Linked DNA regions of Homo sapiens: regions 2 and 3 are each linked to region 1. A link is a loop called in an ENCODE intact Hi-C map of the cell type or tissue named here. Cell type or tissue: endothelial cell of umbilical vein. All regions are shown on one strand. Links, peaks and the distances in the headings refer to the core of each region. The heading gives the core; the rest is flanking DNA. Region 1 holds the start of TRP-CGG1-1 (tRNA-Pro (anticodon CGG) 1-1). Region 2 overlaps GPR161 (G protein-coupled receptor 161). Region 3 has its middle 82 kb from the start of MPZL1.

The links. Hi-C counts contacts between places; a loop is a spot of excess contacts. Peaks named below come from ENCODE experiments on the same cell type or tissue, not always from the same donor. Only the 100,000 strongest peaks of a DNase experiment are listed, where the experiment ranks them.
Region 2: it touches region 1 in a loop (9-fold over the local background); 44 of 110 quality-filtered maps call a loop at or near these places.
Region 3: it touches region 1 in a loop (6-fold over the local background); 97 of 110 quality-filtered maps call a loop at or near these places.

Annotation. Positions count from the first base shown.
Region 1 is chr1:167,713,732-167,718,463 of GRCh38, reverse strand. TRP-CGG1-1 (tRNA-Pro (anticodon CGG) 1-1) reads right to left here and starts at 3,739; the gene lies at 3,668-3,739. It overlaps TRP-AGG2-1 (tRNA-Pro (anticodon AGG) 2-1), which reads left to right and starts at 2,905; the gene lies at 2,905-2,976. RefSeq lists silencers at 3,619-3,718, 4,019-4,258 and enhancers at 4,729-4,732, 4,383-4,732. In endothelial cell of umbilical vein, for the core only: a CTCF peak has its summit at 2,819 (motif pointing right); DNase peaks (open chromatin) are centred at 2,363, 2,913, 3,553, 3,843 and 1 weaker place; H3K4me3 peaks cover 2,533 bases; H3K27ac peaks cover 1,911 bases.
Region 2 is chr1:168,079,832-168,084,563 of GRCh38, reverse strand. It overlaps GPR161 (G protein-coupled receptor 161), which reads left to right. Exons shown (of 6, transcript NM_001375883.1): 6 at 1-4,732. Among named protein-coding and RNA genes, the nearest start is that of GPR161, 55 kb to the left of the region's middle. RefSeq lists a silencer at 1,979-2,273. In endothelial cell of umbilical vein, for the core only: a CTCF peak has its summit at 2,128 (motif pointing right); a DNase peak (open chromatin) is centred at 2,153; H3K27ac peaks cover 663 bases.
Region 3 is chr1:167,801,135-167,805,866 of GRCh38, reverse strand. No RefSeq gene overlaps it. Among named protein-coding and RNA genes, the nearest start is that of MPZL1, 82 kb to the right of the region's middle. In endothelial cell of umbilical vein, for the core only: a CTCF peak has its summit at 2,363 (motif pointing right); a DNase peak (open chromatin) is centred at 2,366.

The DNA.
Region 1 (4,732 bases), core at 386-4,385:
TGGTTATATTATTTTCTCTAACCAGTTATATTCTACAGCTTCCTCATTTTAAGGAGAAAAGCAGTATAAACTTCTTAGGTGTCCAGGGCATATTTTTTTCCAGTTAGATTTTGATGAATACACTATCTGGCAATCTAGAACTTATTAACATTGTACAAGGTATTCTTATCCTCCCTCCTTTCCTGGAGCCCTAAGAAGAACTGAAGACTCAAGTTAGGGCAGTTTTAAATAAAACAAGGGTAAAGACAGCGCTAGATTTTCTATAATTTTCTGTTGTCAAACCATAGGAAGAAAGTGGACAGTTCGGAGTCGGTCACATAGTACTTGTTGTTAAATGTTTGTTGAAGAATGAGTAGGCTGGGCGCCGTGGCTCACGCCTGTAATCCCAGCACTTTGGGAGGCCAAGGCCGGCGGATCACAAGGTCGGGAGTTCGAGAACAGCCTGGCTAACATGGCGAAACCCCCATCTCTACTAAAAATACATTTGGTGCCCACCGTTTGTAATCCAGCTACTTGGGAGGCTGAGGCGGGAAAATTGCTTGAACCCGGGAGGCGGAGGTTGCAGTGAGCTGAGATTGCGCCACTGCACTCCAGCCTGGGTGACAGAGCAAGACTTCCGTCTCGGAAAAAAATAAAAAAGAATGAGCAATGAATGAATGAATGAATAAACCGATGAATGTATGACATATGAAATAAAATTAATGAATAGGTCTATTTAAGATAGTCACTCTGTCTACTTGTTTCCTATCTGGTTGGTTATTTGCTAGAATGACAATTCACAATTACTGTTTGTCAATGTGTTTGTCAACGTGTTAGGGAAGCAGCAGCCTAGGAAAGCTAGAATAATGCCATTTTAAGTTCAGCTCCATTTTAGGACTAACAAGGCACATTCCTTGCCTGCCACGACCCATAGTCATGGGATGTTTATAATTAAGGAAACAGCCTGAAGATAACTAGGACTGACTCCTACAACAGCAAGAAGTCCAAATGTCCTAATATCTACAACAATATATGCCTTTAAGATAATCACAGTTATGCTTTTACGTATTCACACACTAAAATGTCAATAATTGTCTTCTTTAAATCAACAGAGTAACAAAATTTGTCATGTTGTCTGCTCACCCGTATGTAGGCACAGCTTAGCCTAGCTTTTACATAGGTAAGATCACTATATAAGAAAAACTTAAGAACGGGGTGTTTCTCCTCCTACTTTCTGAGAACATCCTGCTCTGTAACAGAGTAGTTTCCAATAAACTTGCTTCTTTCACCCTGAATTCTTTCCTGCACGAGATCCAAGAACCCTCTCTCCAGGTTCGGTGAAGACCCCTTTTTCCGGCAACAAAAGTACTAAAATGCAGTGAGCCATGATCATGCCACTGCACTCCAGCCCGGGCGACAGAGTGAGACCCTGTATCAAACAAAAAACACCTAAAATTCGTATTGTTAAGGAATTTGAGACAAATTGTAATCATTCAGAATCATTCATTGAGCACCAGCTTCCTTATGATAAGCCTCAATGCTAAGTATTTAAGAATTTAGGGCCAGGCACGGTGGTAATCCCAGCACTTTGGCAGGCCGAGGCAGGTGGATCACGAGGTCAGGAGATCGAGACCATCTTAGCTAACACGGTGAAACCCCGACTCTATTAAAATACAAAAAAAATTAGCCAGGCGTGGTGGCGGGCGCCTGTAGTCCCAGCTACTGGGGTGGCTGAGGCAGGAGAATGGCATGAACCCAGGAGGCGGAGCTTGCAGTGAGCCGAGATCGCGCCACTGCACTCCAGCCTGGGTGACAGAGCTAGACTCTGTCTCAAAAAAAAAAAAAAAAAAAAAAAAAAAAAAAAAAGAAATTAGGCCGGGCGCAGTGGCTCACGCTTGTACTTTGGGAGGCCGAGGAGGGTGGATCAACTGAGGTCAGGAGTTGGAGACCAGCCTGGCCAACATGGTGAAACCCGCCTCTACTAAAAATACAAAAATTAGCTGGGCATGGTGGCAGGTGCCTGTAATCCCAGCTACTCGGGAGGCGGAGAATCGCTTGAACCTGGAGGGCGGAGGGGGCGGAGGTTGCAGTGAGCCGAGATCACACCACTTCTCTCCAGCCTGGCGAAAGAGCGAAGCGAGACAACGTCTCAAAAAAAAAAAAAAAAAAAGAAAGAAAGGAAAAAGAATTTAAAATATAGTTAAGAAGCCATGCTTACTATATCTAATTAAAGATATTGGGACAATCGAACAGCAATCACACAATTGGTTGCCAATTCTACAGTAGAATTTCGTGTTGGTGTAGGTGTCTTGCGCTCTAAGAAGTTACAGTTGGAGGAGATAAGACTGAAACCCAGTTATTTACCACATACTATTGGTTTTGATATGTTAAAGGATCTTTTTCTGGGAAGGTTAGAGTTTGGGATTTGTCCAAAAGCAAACAGGTTTTCCAGCTGAAGAGAACACTTCGAGTAAAAACAGAGATGGGAATTCACAAGGCTAGATAGGTAGGGCTTTGAATATTACAATAAAAAATATCGGCAAGAAACCGAGATTTTAACATTATAGAAAAGTGCGAAAAAGAACGAATGAAACATCCAGAACTCACTCAGTAACGGAGAGAGTCTGGAATCTGCCACAGTGACATTGTCCCACACTAATAGCCATTTATTAGCCATGAATAGAAATACAATTACAATTTTCGAAATAAGAGGTCGATATTATACTGATAGTGACAATTTTGCTGTCTTCTGTGTTACTGATTTTCAAAGAGCAAAACAGAAAAGAAAGAAAATTGAAAACGCGGTATCTATAGAAAGCAAACACAACCCAAAGATCGAATCCTAACATGCGAGCAACCACTTGAGGGCGCAGGACTAAATAGCTATGTGTTCCTTTCTGATGACAGTAAGGTGGAGTTTGTGTCGGCTCGTTGGTCTAGGGGTATGATTCTCGCTTAGGGTGCGAGAGGTCCCGGGTTCAAATCCCGGACGAGCCCTGTTTTGGAGTAAGAATCACTTAAAGGTGAGTTTTTTTGGGGATAGATTACTAAACGTAATAAATACAGGTTGGTCAGAGTAAAACACAAAATTGAGATTTTTGGAAACTTAGAGCACACTCTACATTGAAATACCATTAAAAGGCCTCATTTTGAAAATGTAAAAAGTTTGCTAGTAATGTAGTATTGTACTATGAAAACATTGTCCCTAGCTGTCTATTCCTGGGTGCAGCGCGTGTACAGGGCCATCGGGAGCTCAGTTCTTGGCTGCCTATGGCGTGGTTTAAACTCATCCACGACAGTGCCCCTCATCGGGGGTGGGGATATCTCCTGAGCGCCCCTTTCCTCGGAAATGCTGATTCCCGAACCCCGGGACATGCTAATCCATGACGCCCCCTGCTCGTTTGGAGGAGTTAAAGGCGTGCACAGGATTCCGCACTAGGCGTCTGTTTTTCAAGAGTGTGTGTTTTACATGGTACAAAGCAATTTGAATGCGTTGCCTTTGGGCGTACAGTAACCATATGTTGTATTAATTGAGCTCACATGGTCCCTCGCTTCAAAAAACAAAGGGGATCAACATTCGAGCTCATGGGACCAGTATGTTTTCATTTAAGTTTCTGAATGGAATATGTGGGGAATTAGGGGGAAAAAATCTGTTTTTAAATTTCGGGTGTGGGGTGGGTAAAAGCCTGGGCTCGTCCGGGATTTGAACCCGGGACCTCTCGCACCCGAAGCGAGAATCATACCCCTAGACCAACGAGCCGCTCTCGGCAAGGGCACTCCCAGAGCTTCCCTTCAGCCTTGTTCCGCCTCTCACCTCGTGTTCCGAGCAACCACGACCTGCGACCCTTATACTGCGTGTCCTCTGATTCCCTAAGCCTCGGGTCCGGAGCGCTTACTGCCCCACAGCGTGGAGGAGCAGGGAGGGACCGGCTTTTGCCTGGTCCGGCCGTTCCAACCCCCCATCGCCGGCGTGGCCTCCACGTTCGCACGCGCTCCCGGAAGCCGCCTTCCGGCTTACGGGCTCGCCCCGGCTGTTCCACTCGCAGTGTTGGCGGGCGCCCGGGAGCCCGGGCTGAGGAAAGTGCGGGGCGGGGCAGGGCGCCTCAGGACGCAGCCCGGTGCCAAGTCCCGGCGGCGCCCCGCCCGCGCCCAGCCCGTCAGTGCACGCAGAGCTGGGCCTGCTCGCTCCGCGAGTGGGTCGGTGAATGAAGACGGGGAGTCCGAGCGAGGGAAGGGAATACCCGAATCCTGGCTAAGAAAGGGGTGGTGGGAGACGAAATCCCATAGGAGTGAATATTAAGTTAACTCCCCGAACCTTCATTTGGGGATAGTGCACTCTTTTAAGCCCTTTGCTTGTATTGAACTCACCTGATATTCGTAATAATCCCCTAGGTGCCATTGTATCTCCATTTGCAGATGAGGAAACTGAGGCTCAGAGATGTTAAGTCGCTCACATAAATCCACTGGGCTAGGAGCTGGCGGTGGCGCTGGTCTAGGAACTCCCGAGGTCCTGGAGGGTGGGACAACTGGGGGCTGGGGCGTGTGAAAGGGACTGGAGAGTTGGGGAGAAGATTGGTACCTCGGTAGCTTGGAGAAGAGAGGGCAGTGGCAGTGGGCCGGGTCTTCTCCCTCCCGTCCAGCAGAAAATGTGGGCCTGCCCTACTGCTCTTCTGCTCAGAGGAGCGGGAGTCCGAGTGCGGGGTCTCCCGCCGGTGTGGTTTCCCGGCCTGGGGTCTAGCTCGTCTTGCCTGCT
Region 2 (4,732 bases), core at 485-4,484, 370 kb before region 1:
ACTATTATCACAAGCCTGGTATAAATAAGATAGAAGCAGCCCTGGACCCACAGCCAGCAACCTGGGTTATTGGCCCAGCTCTGTCTTTGTGTGCACATGTCATTTGGACATCTTGTCACCTTTCTAGGTCCTCTGTAAAGTGGGAAAACAGAGTGGAGTTGGATTGAATGGTCTCCAAGATCATTTCCAGCTCTGACCTTTGGTGTTCTCAGGATTTGTAAAGCAGAGATAGGTAAAACACAAAAGCAGACCCACGGACCGACCTTTGTATAACTTTGGAGTGTGGTTGCTCATGCACATGTGAAGTGCAGGCAGATCAAGGTTCTGTGGCTTTGTCTGCCCTGTCCATTAGAGCACAATCTGGATAGAATGCCAGCCACCAAGATGCATGAGGGGCAGGGTCACCATCTCAGAAGGGGAAGCACAGGAATGTGATTGGGATGGTTAAACCTCTCTTCTCCTCCCTTTGTGCTGGAACAGCAGTTGAAGTTTGGTCCTGGAGTAATTGCTGTGATGACTTGGGAAGCCACTGATCTCCTCTTGCGTCTGCCCTTGGCCTGCATCATGACTAAATAAGTTCAGGACTTCTCTGCTTTGGTTGGCAGAAGGTAGATTCCAAGGAGATCTTGCTGGTTGCTGAGAGGCAGCTGTTCTAGAAAGTGAATTACCCTTGTGGTTTTTTCTTTGGGGCCCAGCTAGCTCCTGGTGAGGTTGTGTTTTTGTGTTGTGTGGCAGAAACCAATGGTTAGCTGGTCCCCTGGTCTGCAGTTTGTAAAAGACCTTTCATGAGGCCTGGAGTCTTGCTACCTGTGGTGATTGAACTCAACTATTCTGGGTCACCTGGATGCCAGGCGCTGGCCTAGCTTCTGGATGGGAGTGGGAAGGAGCAGAGGGCAGGTTCACCTGTGCAGGTCAGACACTCTGCTTCCATCACTGGATGGCATTCCTACGTCTGCGTGTGGTTCACGTTTTCTATATATATTCCCTGTATATATTTTTTTCTAGCACTTGTCTACTTTCTGAAGGGACCATATTCCTGATCAACTAGTGTGCACAGAGGTGGAACAGGGCAGAGAGACCTTTATCTCTAGGATGGGTTGCTGGTTAGGTGTAGGCATTCTTGAGTGCAGCAGCTTGGCTTTGAAACGCAAGGGTTGGAGAATGTTCCCCTGACTGTACTAGACTGGGCTCTAGGGAAAGAATCCTGAGACAGCCCCCCACTCCCCCACTGACCCCACACTAGCTGGGCTATTATAGAATTTAATCTAAATCTAGAAATACTGCATTTCACAAAATGATTCACTGTGTTTCCCTTTTTTTACTGAGGTCCAATTCATTTAGTCGTCTACCAGACACTGCACATCCAGTGTATGCGAAGCACCAGGCTAGGCTCTGTAGGCAATACCACTAAAGTGTGCACTCTGATTTAGGGAGCAGGACCTGTGGATACCGATTCTAATAACTAGCAAAGTCAAGTCGTGGTTATAGAAAGAAGTGTGGCTTCAGAGGGAGGTGGGTATTTCCAAATATGGAGTTAGGGATGGCTCCATGAGGTAAGTGACAGTTTGAGCTAAGTCTTGAAGGATGCTTGGCAGCTAGAACCATATTTTCCATATTCAGGAATTCAAATTTGCCTTTATTCAGCTAGAGAGAAAGAGAGAAGGGGGTGTGGGGGAGAAGGAAAAGAGAATTTTCACACATTTTGAAGTTCCTGAGAGCATTTCTGAGGATATCTGCCGTTAGTGCAGAAGGTCGAAACCCCAAGTGCCCCCACTAAACCCAGGCTCTTTAGCTGTAAACTGCCATGCAGTGGCAGGCCTGCAGCCTTCCTGATGGGACCACATGGACAGTGGCACATGGGACATTTGGCTACTCGTTAGCTTAAACAACTCAGTCCTGTGTCTTCTGGTTTTGACAAGACCACATTTAGGACTGCTGCCCACCTCTGCCTCTTTCATTGAGATTTCCGCCTTATTGGGTCCCTGTGCTATGCCACAGATACCAGGTTTGGGGTTGTTTTGACCCAGAAGGCATTGGGAGTCCCACATTACAGAGCACACACACAGCTCAACACAGCCATTTCCCTGGCCAGAGGCACCAAGACTGAAGTTCAGGCCCTTAGACACTAGGTGGCAGCGGTGTGGCTGTGCAGAGCCAAGGATGAACCTGAGAGCTTGTTTGCCTCTGGCTGGGCACTCTTGTTTTGAATTCCTTTGCCCTTATCGTGTAGTCCACGGCCTTGGTGACCAAGGACCACCTGGCTAGCCTGCTTACATGCATGACCCCATCCAGGTTCACAGGTATTGCCACTGAGTGATCTTAGGTAGATCACTGCTCCTGGAGAAGCAGAGTTGAGGAGTGTAAGACAAGGGCCATCTAGTGCCAATGTTCCTTGATTCTTATTTGAGGAGCTACTATGTGGTCTTTCTGTAAACAAGTGAACAACCAATGAGACTAAATATTTGCAATAGATAGGCTAAGGAATTTGGGTTGAGACAGGAGACGGAGGAAAAATGCTTTGATACAATGACAGATGGTTAGTCTCTTCAGATTTCCCTGAATATTTTCCATCCCGACAATATGCCTCTTAGATACTTGCAGATTAGACATGTCTCTGGATGGACCACAAGATACATTCACAACATGTGTTCAGCCTTGAGCCCTGGCTGTGTCCTGTCTGGAAGGAACTGAGGATGATGTGGCTATAAAGAGGAGGCAGTGAGCTGGCATGTGACTGCCTTCTGTGGGCCTGACCTGTTTGACATTTGAGGGCCTATGATGTGCTAGGTGCTGTGTTAGGTACTTCCAAATGCTTTATCTCATTTTACCCCAGTGCAAGTGTGATATAGTGAGGATGGTGAAGACGTGGGTATGGTTAAGTCATGAGTTCAGATCCCGTGCTTCCAATTACATGGGTGTTTTCAAACAAGTCACTACTTATGAGTTTCCTCATCTGTGAAGGGAAGTTTAGTCATCTGTTTCAATGTGGAGACACACAGGATTGAGGGAGTCCTCCGTCACAGGGTGACTGTCTGGATTCTATGAGGAAATACTTGGAAAGCATGCAGCACAATGCCTGGGGTGCAGCTGAAGCTGAGCCACTGGTGTTTCTTCACAGTATCTCTGTGGGGAGGGTGTATTATTCCTTTTTATAGGGATCTCTATAATGAAGTGAGAATCTTGAAAATATAAGTGTTATCCTAGATGGGAGGTGTTAAAGGTTTTTGCCTTGGGAATTTTGTCATATTTGTTGCACAGCAAGGAAGGACTTTCAGAAAAGCAGGGATGTGGTGAGGAAGAGCAGGCAATAGAGAGCAGGGAGGAAAGGCTAAGTAGCATCTGGAACTTGAGAAGTCTAAGGGAGCCAAAATGAGATTTTCTATTAAAAATGTCTATCCTCAGCCGGGCGTGGTAGCTCACGCCTGTAATCCCAGCACTTTGGGGGGTCGAGATGGGCAGATCACCTGAGGTCAGGAGTTCGAGACCAGCCTGACCAATATGGAGAAACCCCGTCTCTACTAAAAATACAAAATTAGTTGCGCGTGGTGGTGGGCGCCTGTAATCCCAGCTACTCAGGAGCCTGAGGCAGGAGAATCACTTAAACCCAGGAGGCGGAGGTTGCAGTGAGCCGAGATCGCGCCATTGCACTCCAGCCTGGGCAACAAGAGCGAAACCCCGCCTAAAAAAAGAAAAAAAAGAAAAAGTCTATCCTCTATGCTACTGGCCTGTTTGTACAAAGATAAAATCATTCTAATTTGTCCGGAATGACTATCAAAGATGATCAAATCCCCAGGGCCTGGTGTAACGTTCCAAATCATAGCACAAATACAGCTTGACCTTCCTTACAGTCCAGAAAGGACATTCTCCCTGAGAAATGCCCTTGGTTGCTGAGGACAGCTCTGTCCTGTAGTGACAGAGTGACTGCCTGGCTGTGGCTCTTGGGTTCACAGAATCCCTAATCCTCCAAGCCCCTAAGAGGCAGGGCAGGGATGCTACCCACAATATATGCAGAACCCCAGATGGAGCCTGTGGGAGAGAGAGGAAATTACCGTCTTCACTGTAGGCAAAGGAGAATGGCTGTGATTAGCCATATATGCCTATAAGAAGGAGCAGAGCCATACTGTCCTTGTGGGTTGGGAGAGGGGACACAGAATCCAGGGCAATTGTCTGAGGTCTCAAAGTAAGTTAAGCCAGAGTCAAAGCCAAACTCCAAGTCTTGGCCAAGGGGATGAGAAAAGCAAGGAGCTAGTCTTATAGGTCAAGGAAGATGAGGTATAGTTAAGAGTCATCAGTATCACAGAACAGGCCAGCAGGGCTTTATTAGGTATGTAGAACTATTATAAACCAAGGATCTTGGGAGATATTAATATCTGCTGGCCAGACCTAAAAAAAACTGAAGGCCCAAGGAAAGTGACTGGACTCACTGGAAAGTATCTAACAAATACTTTGGATTCCAAAGTATTTCCAATACCTTGAAGATTCCTTTGAAAACATCAAAGCACAAACTCAAATCTGCACAAGATTACAAAAGCACAATTTTGGTGTTATTTTTAGAATGCAATACACAAAGCTATGTTCATTTCTCTCAGCAAGCATTTTCCTGGGTAGTAGTAATAGCTTAGGAATCAAATGCCACTTTTGTTTTTCCTTTTTTCACTAGTTTGAAATACCACAAATCACAGGTGAGTCAGTCCTCCCAGAGGAAAAGACAGTCCTAGGGAGAATCACAGGC
Region 3 (4,732 bases), core at 356-4,355, 87 kb before region 1:
AGGCAGCATGCTCCTTAAGAGTCATCACCACTCCCTAATCTCAAGTACCCAGGGACACAAACACTGTGGAAGGCCGCAGGGACCTCTGCCTAGGAAAACCAGAGACCTTTGTTCACGTGTTTATCTGCTGACCTTCTCTCCACTATTATCCTATGACCCTGCCACATCCCCCTCTCCAAGAAACACCCAAGAACGATCAATAAATACTAAAAAAAAAACAAAAACAAAAACCAAAAAAACAATTTTTTTAACTTAAAAAAACCTGCTGCCTAGTATACAGAAGGAGATCCATAAGCATTAGCCTTTAATACTGTCACATGTATTCTAACAAGTTCTCCCCATCCTGTATTTAGACAGTTTGTTTTTTTTTACTTTAAAGAGAACAGACGGTACAGACAGGAAACAAAGAAACCGACTGTGGTCTGCTTTTAGCCAGTGAGAGAGAAGTAAACTAAAACATATGTCTAAATGCTGATGGGCAAAGGAAGGTAGGCCTTTGGGCACTCTCTCTGGATGGTGGCCTTTATCTCTAGCCTATGCCTTCCTTATTGGGTTATACTCGTTCCTTCTCTTTAAATATCCTGCACCCTGTGTTAGGCCTTCCTGGTGGTAACTGCAGGCAGTGATCATGATAAAGTCAAGTCATCTCCTTCGAGTTTAGCATCCTCTGGTTGCCACTCTGCATTGCTTGAACATAGGCTCAGGGGACAGTACTCTGGGGTTCTGCCCCAACCACCTTAGTCTGGTTTATACTCAGCTGCCCAACAGCTGCCAAAAGCATGAGTCTCACCCCTGTGCCCTTTGTGAACTGCAGGCAAGTATTCATGTTTTCTGTAAGTCAACACCACCAGGCTTCCCTGTGATTTTGATTCTATGGGTAGATAGTGCTAATGAGTGTGAGGATTTCTGAAACTAATAGTTCATCTCCCAAATTACTAAAAAACTAAAGCATACCACACACCTACGAGAATGGCCAAAATCTAAGACACCAAATGCTGGCAAGGGCGTGGAGTGACGGGAACTCTCACTCGTTGCTGGAGGGAATGTGAAGTTGTACAGCCATTTTGGAAGACAGTTTATAGTTTCTTACAAAACCAGACATATTCTTACCATACAATTCAGCAATTGTGCTTTTTGGCATGTACCCAAATGAACTGAAAACTCATATCCATACAAAACCCTGCACATGGACATTTATAGCAACTGTATAATTACCCAAACGTGGAAGCCACCAAGATGTCCCTCAGTAAGTGAATGGATAAACTGTGGTAAATCTAGACAATGGAATGTTATTCAGCACTAAAAAGAAATTAGCTATCAAGCCATGAAAAAAACAGAGAAGAACCTTAAATGCACATTACTGAGTGAAAGCCAGTCTGAAAAGGCCACATGCTCTATGGTTCCAACTATGTGACCTTCTGGAAAAGGCAAAACTATGGAGACAGTGGTTGCCAGTGGGGTGGGAGGAGGAGAGATGAACAGGAGGAACCTAGGGGAGTTTTAGGGCAATGAAACTATTCTGTACATTACTCTGAAGGAGGATTCACATCATTATACATCTGTTCAAACCCATAGAATGTGTAACAGCAGAGTGACTCTTAATGTAAACTATGGACTTTGGGTCAAAATGCCGTGTCAGTGTGGGTTCATCAATTGTATCACATGAACTGCTGTAGTGGGGAATGCTGTTAGCAGGTGAGGTTGTGAGTATGTAGGATCAGGGGCTATATGGGAATTCTCTACCTTTCATTCAATTTTGCTATGAGTCTAAAACTGCTCTATAAATAAAGTTTATTAATTAAAAACAAACCCACAAATACCTAAAGCATATGTTGACCAGCTCCCTTTCCCTCCACAGAGCTAGGATGCCTCATTCCCCAGTGCTTCCCCTGTCCTGGAAGTGCAGTGATGAGAACTGGTTTCAAAAAAAAAAAAAAAGAGGAGAGGGGAGGAGAGATGGGAAGGGGAGGAGAGGGGAGGGATGGGGGGAGGGGGAAGGAAGGAGAGAGGAGGGAGGGGGAGGAGAAAGGAGAGGAGGGGAGGGAAAGGGGGGAGGGAAGAGAGAAAGGAAAAAGCGAGAAAAGACCATACTGCAATTTGAAGGTTAAGTTCCATGTGCCTGAATCCAGAGGAGCGTGCATCAGGTTTTGCAGGAACCCTGTACTTGGTTCCGGTTCTGACTATGCCACAAACCAGTTACGTGACCTTGGGCAAGTCCCTTTTTCATCAGTTTCCTCATCTCTAAACTAAGCGAGTTGTGATAAAATCCCTTCCCTCCTCCATCTGGCTGTGATTCAGCCTCCTAACAACAGAATGGGTGTGGGCGAACCTGCTCTTGGCCAGCAGGTGGCAGCACTGGCTCCTTACTGTGGCTGCAGCCAAACGAACCATTCCTGGTCACGCTCTGGAGGCTTTTGTCTTCAGACCTGCAGCCTCAGCACTTAGCACCACTGCGGCGCCCCTCGTTACCTACAGGAAGCTTCCAGCATGACATCCTCGGGGCATCCTGGATAGAATTATTTTTAGGAGAAGGCAGACATAAATAATCCACGAAGGCTTCAGGAACAGGAATGAAAAAGTGATGATCTTTTTAAAATATTTATTTCTGTCACAACCCCCATGCCTGTCAACTCAAGGGTAAAGGTATTGTTCTCATTCTCTATTTCTCGCACTAAGACCAGTGTGCCTGCACAAACAGTAAGTCTTCAGAAAGTGTAAATTAATAAGTTCATTAAATAATATTTTCTTTTCTTTTTGAGATGGAGTTTCGCTCTTTTTGCCCAGGCTGGAGTGCAATGGTGTGATCTCGGCTCACCACAACCTCTGCATCCCAGGTTCAAATGATTCTCCTGCCTTAGCCTCCTGAGTAGCTGGGATTACAGGCGTGTGCCACCACGCCCAGTTAATTTTTGTATTTTTAGTAGAGACAGTGTTTCACCGTGTTGGCCAGGCTGGTCTCCAACTCCTGACCGCAGGTAATCCGCCCGCCTTGGCCTCCCAAAGTGTTAGGATTACAGGCATAAGCCACTGCACCTGGCCAATAATATTTTCATTTGATCATTTCAAGCTAATTCTTACAGACTACCTTAGAAGTAGAAACCTAATATTTATTGAATGAGTAAACAATATGGAGGTAAACAAAAATTACTTAACATCAACTATACTAATCAGGCTCTGCACTAGGGTTACAATGAGAAGTAAGAAACACTCTGCATGGTGGTTACCGATGTGGGCCTGGGACCACACTGGACTGGATCCAGTTGCTACTTCTTTGTGTCCTTGGGTAAGTTATTTAACCTGTTTGTGCTTTCTTTCCCTTGTTTGTAAAATGGGGATAATAACAGTATCCACCTCATAAGGTTGTTGTGGGTTAAGGGTGATAAGGTTTGGCTCTGTGTCCCCACCCAACTCTCATCTCGAGTTGTGATCCTCAGTGTTGGAGAAGAGGCCGGTGAGAGGTGATTGGATCATGGGGGCAGGTTTCCCCCATGCTGTTCTCATGGTAGTGAGTTCTCACGAGATCTGATGGTTTAAAAATGTTTGGCACTTCCACCCTCACTCTCTCTCTCCTGGTCTTCCATGGTAAGAAGGTACTTGCTTCTCCTTCGACCATTGTAAGTTTCCTGAGGCCTCCCAGTCACGCTTCCTATTAACCCTGTGGAATTGTGAGTCAATTAAACCTCTTTTGTTCTGAAATTACCTCGTCTCAGGTAGTTTTTAATAGCAGTGTGAGAATGGATTAATACAACAGGTAAAGCACTCAGAATTCCGCTGGGGGAACAGATCATTAAAACGCATAGCTATGAAGGGGCCCGGCATGCACCCTATCCTGGCTTTAGAAGGCTGGAGAAAGCTTCCTGAGAGAGGAAACAGGACTCAGCCAGGTGAAGAGCTTTACAGATTTGGGACACAGCGTTTGGTGCTGGAGGAGTTTTGGAGCCTGGGTCCTCCCACTTGGTCTGGCTGGAGTTCTCCTCAGCAGGGTGACATGTGTGTGATGACTAGAGGGCGGGCAGGAGCTGCATGCCCTCAGGCCTTATGGGGCAGGTGGTAGAGTTTGAGACCTTATCCTGCCAGCAGTAGGAGGCACTGAATGACTTTCCCAAGGAAGTGCATGGACCATATTTCCGTTTTAGAAAGACCATCACTCTTGGCCAGGCATGGTGACTCACATGTATAACCCCAGCATTTGGGAGGCTGAGGCAGAAGGATTGCTTGAGTCCAGGAGTTAGTGACCAGTGTGGACAACATAGTGAGGCCCCATCTCTTTCATTAAAAAAAAAAAGTAGGGTCGGGTGTGGTGGCTTACGCCTGTAATCCCAGTACTTTGGGAGCCGAGGCAGGTGGATCACTTGAGGTCAGGAGTTCAAGACCAGCCTGGCCTACATTGTGAAACCGTCTCTACTAAAAATACAAAAAAAAAAAATTAGCCGGCTGTGGTGACACACACCTGTTATCCCAGCTACTTGGGAGCCAGAATTACTTGAACCCGGGAGGCCGAGGTTGCAGTGAGCTGAGATTGTGCCACTGCCCTCCTGCCTGGGCGACGGAGCGAGACTTTGTCAAAAAAAAAAAAAAAAAGAAAAGTAGAAGGACCACCATTCTTTATCCAGAATGGGTTAGAAGACAGCTGAGTCAAGATGAAGACTGGGAGATAGTTGCTGTTGCAAGCTTGGAATTAGGGTGGCCTGCAAGAAAGAAGTATCAGTGGAGACAGAGATGAAGGCGTTGA